Linked DNA regions of Homo sapiens: region 1 is linked to region 2. A link is a contact called in ENCODE Hi-C or POLR2A ChIA-PET data. All regions are on one chromosome and are shown on one strand. The core of a region is the stretch at or near the end of the contact, and the rest is flanking DNA. Distances in the headings are between cores, read along the strand shown. Region 1 holds the start of KRT6B (keratin 6B). Region 2 holds the start of KRT5 (keratin 5).

Region 1 (3,534 bases), core at 916-3,415, 68 kb before region 2:
TGAATTTGAACCCCTGGCTTCATCTGCTCACCTTCTTCAGAGTCACAAATTCATTCTCTGCTGCTGTGCGCTTGTTGATTTCATCCTCATATCTACAGGAAGAAAGGCATGGGACACATTTGAGCCAGTGGGTAGGATGAAACAGAAAAGCAGCTTGGGATTCAACATTTTCCTGAATGGAATATATTCTAATTGAGCTTTCCTGCCACAGAGAGCCAAAGAGATGAATTTTGCTACTACTAAATTTGCCATTTCTTTAATCTCCCCATCCTCCCATAACCATCTGTGGTTCTTGCAGGTTTGCTCCTAGGGACTAATTTGTGCTTTTCATTTCCATGGACATGGGTTGTTAGGAATCCTACACACATCTGGCCCTGGTCACCCAATAGTCTTGAAGTGTGTGCTGCAGGAAATGGAGTCCTCACTTGTTCTTGAGGTCCTCCACCAGGTCCTGCATGTTTCTCAGCTCCGAGTCCAGACGACCCCGTTCCCCCACGATGTTGTCCAGCTGCCTCCTGAGGTTGTTGATGTACTGCTCGAACAACGGCTCCAGGTTCTGCCTCACAGTCTTGGTGCCCTGCTCCTGCAGCAGGGTCCACTTGGTGTCCAGAACCTTGTTCTGCTGCTCTAGGAACCGCACCTGGAGGGGAAGCAAAATGGTCATTTTCCAGGAAAAGGAAGGCAGAGAAAGTGTCTGGTATCCAGTTTCCTGGAGGTCTGGGAGGTCCCCATGGTGCTGGGCTACTACAGTGCATGTAGAGAGGCTCAGGCTGAGCTCTGCTCCCCCAACTCCTTCTCCTTTGCACCCCACCAGTCTCACTAGAGAAATTGTCCCACGGACCACTGAGGTGTTCTCGCACTGTAAGCTATTGATCATCAGTGAGTTTCAACATTTCTTCTTTTCTTTTTCCAAGCACAATCACAAATCTAGTTTAAAAATACTAATTACCTGATATATTGTACACAGTTTTTTTTACCGAGAGGATCTTAGTTAGGAGGGATATTAGATGTTGACTCATGATTACATTTCAGTCTACTTTCCCATTTAGTGTCTCCTCTCAAATATTCTGATGTTATGGTCATTCTCTGTTTTTAAAATTAATTAGCATTTATCCATGTTTTACAGTTGTTTCTATGTCCCTTTTTTTCTTAATCCAGCCAGATTATCTTTTCCTTTTCTTTCTAAATCTTTTTCCTCTTACCCAGACCCCAGAGTGTAATTTACCAGCCCATATACTCCTGGCATTTGCTTTGTAATCTCTTAAACACTTCAGAGGGGAGAATTAACCTACTCCACTCTCTGATGGCCTCATCTGTGCTTCAGGGTTATGAAAAGTTATGGCTCTCCCTAGGCAGGAGTGAGGGCCACTCCAGATATCCCATGGGGGAGTGATGCCCATCTGTGCTGCCTCCTGTGCACCGAGAGCCACCTGCACTCTCTGCAGAGCTGGGCTGAGTCCCCTTCTCCCTCCCTCCTAGGGTCTCTCCGGCAGGAAGGTGTTGCTCTTCTGGTCTGGGGACCCTGAAGTGCCCGATGGAGGGCATGGCACTGGCTCACCTTGTCGATGAAGGAGGCAAACTTGTTGTTGAGGGTCTTGATCTGCTCACGCTCCTCGGCCCGCACCCGCTGGATGGCGGGGTCAATTTGCAGGTTGAGGGGAGTCAGGAGACTCTGGTTGACAGTGACCTCTTGGATGCCTCCAGGGGGGCACACAGGGAAGCCAGGGCCCCCAAAGCCACCAGCAAGGCCGGCTCCACCACCCAGACCAAAGCCAATGCCGGCTCCACCACCGAAACCAAATCCACTCCCGGCGCCACCAAAGCCATAGCTGCCTCCGGCTCTGCTGCCATAGCCGCCACTGATGGCACAGCTGCCCCCTCCAATGGAGATCCTCTTGGAGCCCCCCAGGCCATACAGACTGCGGCTGCCAAAGCCAGCTCCTCCACATGCGCCACCCAGGCCACCACTGCCCCTGGAGCGGGACACGGAGATGCTGCTGAAGCCAGAGCGGCTGACCCCAGGGAGCCTGGCTGAGTTGGCACTGAAACCCCGGCGGCTGCTGCTGTGGCTCCTGATGGTGGTGGATGTGCTGGCCATGGTTCCAGGAGATGAGAGGGCTTAGGAGAGTGTGAGAGGCTGGAGGCGAGAGGGAGGAGAAGCAGGACGAGGAATCGGACTCCAGTAGCAGCTTATATATGGAGAGCATGGGCTGGGCCCAGTCCTGGAAGGTGAGCTTGCAGGTTGGGAAGGGCTGGGCTTTACAAATAGTGAGATCACACCTGCATTATTACAAAAGTTATGAAATACCGAGATTGCATTTTTCGCTTCCTTTAGTCAGGCAAAATGTTCCTGCCTCCAGCTTTGACTTGAGATCTCAGCACAATAAGAGTATTCTCAATTCATGAAGTTGGAATTAGTCACTGTCTTCAGCAAAGGTTCTGCATGCTAGGCTGTTTATCGACATGCCCTGAGTGCCCTCCTCTTCCCAGTCTGACTTTCTTCCAGCCTTGCTGTTGGAGATCACAGGCACTGTATTGTGAATTCCTTAACAGAAATATTACAATTTCCCCATAATTGTTTCACCTTTTAGGTGCAATTTTAAACAGGTAGAGAAGCAGAACACTGCAATGGGCCTGTATATACCTGTCACCTGCTTCCATGATGATCATCTCATGGCCAGCCTGATTTCTTTCATACTTCAACCCTATTTCCTCTTCCATTCTAGATTGTTTGAAAGGAAATTCCAGAAGTCATATTATGTCTTCAATCAATAATTCAATATTAATATCTAAATAATAGGTCCTTTAAAAAATCAAAACACTATTTTTATATCTTAAAAATTTACATACTAATTAAAATGAACAAGTGTCTATTTAGTCTTCAAGCAGTCCTATTTTTGATATATATTTCTTATATTTTGGTGTCCCAATCAGAGTCAAAATAAGCTCTATAAACGTTGTATTTGAGTGATATATCCTTTAAATCATTGAAATTTAAAAATCTCCCTTCATTTCTTACTTTTATTTGTTAAATAAAACAGGTTAACTGTTCATTGTACTTTTTCATTCTTGGGATTTTTCTAATTGCATACCCCTATTGTTTCCTTTAATATGAGACTCTAACCTTCATATTTCATATTAAAATTAGAAGCTTATTAAGATTCTGTCTATATTTAAACATTCTAGAAGTAAATGTAGTAGATTGCCCATTTAAATTTTGAATAGTACTATTTGCACAATTATTTACATGTTTACAAATTGAATACATGATACATGTTTTAAAAAATTTTTTGTAAAACATGCTAAACAACAAAATAATATAGCTCAAGGCCATTCCCCAGTTACCCAATTCCTATCTATGGAGGAAGTAATGTTAGCAGTTCCTTGTGTATCCTTGTATCTTTACTTGGATATTTTCCTGTGCTTTTCCTGGGCCATGGGTGACATGTCTGTGCATATGTGTTTGTGTCAACGTGTGTTTGTATGGGTGAGGAAGAGGTGGAGGGAGTTGGCATATATAGAGAGGGAGCCTGC
Region 2 (3,247 bases), core at 1-2,500:
TGCTCCAGGAACCGCACCTGGAGGGGAGCAGGGTTTGAAGATAGAGAAACTTGGATTTCATGTTCTATGATCAACTCACTAAGGTGCCTCCCACCTCTTTCCGTCCCTCTAAAGCTTTTCTGTGCACTGTGCCTGGCCCTGGGCCCCAGGAGGGGAGGTGCAGACTGAGGCACCCAAACTCACTTTTCCAGGGGGAGATAGGACACCTATCCAGGGCACAGAAAGCACTAGGAGTGCTGCTTGGAGTGTGTCCCGGCTCAGGGGTGGCTGCAAAGGCACTCAGGCTGCTGCCCATGCACTTGTCTACCTTCCTGTACAGTCAGCCCCTTTATATATGGCATGAAATTCATCTCTCTGTCCAACAGTTGTTAAGAGGCCCTTGTGAGCTAACCTCTGAATGGGAAGAAATAATTCTCCCTTCCCAGCTGCCAGTCTAATTCAGAACGTGTCCACAAATCCAGGGCACAGAAACAAACGGAAACACAGAACTGTACAACTATAAAAGTATTTGCACAAAGCCAAAACATCTTCCTTCTTTCTCTCTCTTTGGCATTTATTTCAGACCCACAGTGATTTTTTACAAAAGATCGTAGCTCACCTTGTCGATGAAGGAGGCAAACTTATTGTTGAGGGTCTTGATCTGCTCGCGCTCCTCGGTCCTCACCCTCTGGATGCTGGGGTCGATTTGCAGGTTGAGGGGAGTCAGGAGACTCTGGTTGACAGTGACCTCTTGGATACCTCCAGGAGGGCAGACAGGAAAGCCAGGGCCACCGAAGCCACCTCCAAAGCCAGCTCCGCCACCGAGCCCAAAGCCACCACCAGCTCCACCGCCGAAACCAAATCCACTACCGGCACCACCTCCAAAGCCATAGCCGCCTCCAGCACCAGCACCAAACCGGTTCCTGAAGCTGCCACCACTAGTGCTGATGGATATCCTCTTGGAGCCCCCCAGGTTGTAGAGGCTCCGGCTGCCATAGCCACCCACTCCACAAGCACCCGCAAGGCTGACCCTGCCGAAGCCACCACCACCGCCACCCCCGGACCGGGACACGGAGGTGAAGCTGGTGCGGGAGACAGACGGGGTGATGGCAGAGGCGGTGCTGAAGCTACGACTGCCCCCGCTCCGGAAGGACACACTTGACTGGCGAGACATGGTGGCTTGTTCCTGGTGGAGCAAGAGAACCAGGCACTAGTGGGTTGGGAGGTGCTGGAGAGAACAGAGCTCAGCAGGACGCAGAAGGTGGCTCTGTTACCCAGGAACGGTGATGCCCCCTTTTTATCCCTTCCAGAACTGGGCTGGGCGAGAGAGCTGTCGAGCTGTGAATGATTAAGTGGGCTGGGCATGCCTGGGGGGCAGCTGTGAGCTCACCGGTCACACCTGCACAGTGGTGTGGGGTGCAAACGCTTTCTTCCTGGCAGGCTCTGCTCAGTTAGAAATAACCTTGCCTTGCAGCACTGATCTCTTGGCAGCAAGTTGGTGACGCTGCTAGCAAGTATGTCTTCACCATAGAGGCTGGGGGCTGTGAGCAGCCCAAAAAGGATGCCAGGAACTGAGGGGGCATTGGCATGGCCAGTGTCCTGGGGACTCTTACAGGACCAGGAGTATTGACAACCATCCCAGTACGGTACATGCTGAGCACCTGCCCTTCCAGCTTGGGGAAGCTGTCCATCAGCGGGGGGCAAACGATTCCCCAGTGATCTGCTCTTACACTTTTCCAGGCAGCAGGTTGCTGCAGGGTTTTCCCCTCTGGGAAAGGCAATCTGTAGCCTTATATTCTTGGTTATGTGCTAGAGGGAAAATAGAGTTTCATCCTTTTCTGCACAATTTTTTTCTTAGGGAAGGCACAGCTATCCCAGAGCCCACTGGGCAGATCTGCCTGCAAGGTTTAGGCCAGAGAATGTGGGAAGCCCTCAGCGCCCCCTATAAACCACTTTGACCTCTTTAAGGCCAGGTTTATCCTTCCATAGCTCCTCCTAACTCAGCATTTTTTCTGCCCTTTGACCTTTTCCTTGCTCTTTGGCCTGGGCAGGACTCTGTGGGGGGTTTAGGAAACCCGGGGATCCCATGCAATCCCTTAAAAAAAAACCCTGAGACTCATGGGCTATAGCGTCTCTCTTTGGGGGTAGCTACTCTGCCGGTTCCCCAGCCCCCCAGGTGTGTTCCAGCAAGCTCTATTCCACTAGGGAAGAAATGAGTCATCGTATGTGTTGATACAGGCTGAAGGCCGCCACAAACACATACCTGCAGGAGCTTCTAATCTCATCAGGAACATGTTGAGAGTCTGACGGCCTGTTATAACGGCGAACCACCCTGTTCCAAGCAGCGGGACTTGCTCTGCTTTCTCTATGCTGTAGCCCACAGCCTCCTTCAGGGCCAAGGCAATGGAAAACGGGATTCTAAGTCTATGGATTGTCCTGCCAGAAAGGCTAGCCAGAGCAGGCCTGTGGGCCCAGGCAGCTGGCATGACAATCTGCCAGCTGCTTTAGGGAGGGCCCTTTGAGATCCCCTCTGCAAAACTTGTCTGGGGGGTTGTGGCACCAGGTGGAGGAAAGGGGGTTTCTGATGAGGTTTTAACACACGTCTGTTCTAAACCACACCCACTCTTTTTGGCAGCAGATCTGAGTGGGGCCACCTCTCTGCCGTCCCCCAAATAGAAGCAGGGCTCTCAGGCAGGACAGTGCTTGGGCTGTTCAGAGTTTCGGGGGCGCCCTGTGGCCCGAGGCTGGAGGTAGGAATGCAATGGGGATGGCTTCAAAGCCTCAGGGAGGAGGGGCTATATTCTCAAGAGTAGAAGAACAGGACCAGACCCAGGCTCAGGAATCTCTCACCAGGGCCTGCGGTTGGCCACAAGGAAGCCAAGGCAGTGGGAAAATGACTCCCTGGTGCTGAGGATCAGCTGAAACAGTGACTTCTCACCAGAGGGCTGCGATGAGCAAGCAGCTGACAGGTCAATCTCGGCAGACAGACCAATGGCCGGAGCCGGTCTTACAGGTCTTGAGCAAAATGGTTTGGGTGGCCTCCCTGGCTGGAGCATTTCTGAGACCCTCAGAGATGAATTGTGCTGAGCTCACCATTTTCACATTTGGTTGCTTTCTGGAGAACAGATGTGAGTGTCCTGGAGGCCTGAGACATACCAGGGGACCCTCGGCTCCTGATAGAACAGAACAGATCCAAGCCTGAAGCAAGTGTCTGAGGACTCGTAGTGGGATGCTCCTGCTCCACTCAAAGATCGATATCGGGGTATAT

What was found. A loop is a pair of places that touch in the nucleus more often than their neighbours do. ChIA-PET counts read pairs that join two places held with the same protein, here RNA polymerase II (POLR2A). Pooled maps may share reads with other maps.
Region 1: a loop to region 2 is called in a map of mammary epithelial cell, with 4 times the contacts of the local background. The contact joins the promoter of KRT6B here to the promoter of KRT5 in region 2. A Hi-C loop is called at or near these places in 4 of 168 maps with a recorded cell type or tissue (MCF 10A, PC-9 and mammary epithelial cell) and 2 of 50 pooled maps. POLR2A ChIA-PET finds 5 or more read pairs at or near these places in 1 of 52 experiments (MCF 10A).

The regions. Positions count from the first base shown.
Region 1 is chr12:52,449,981-52,453,514 of GRCh38, forward strand. It overlaps KRT6B (keratin 6B), which reads right to left and starts at 2,166. Exons shown (of 9, transcript NM_005555.4): 1 at 1,559-2,166; 2 at 426-640; 3 at 32-92. The coding sequence starts at 2,098.
Region 2 is chr12:52,519,144-52,522,390 of GRCh38, forward strand. KRT5 (keratin 5) reads right to left here and starts at 1,251. Exons shown (of 9, transcript NM_000424.4): 1 at 599-1,251; 2 at 1-17. The coding sequence starts at 1,153. RefSeq lists enhancers at 1-338, 3,158-3,247.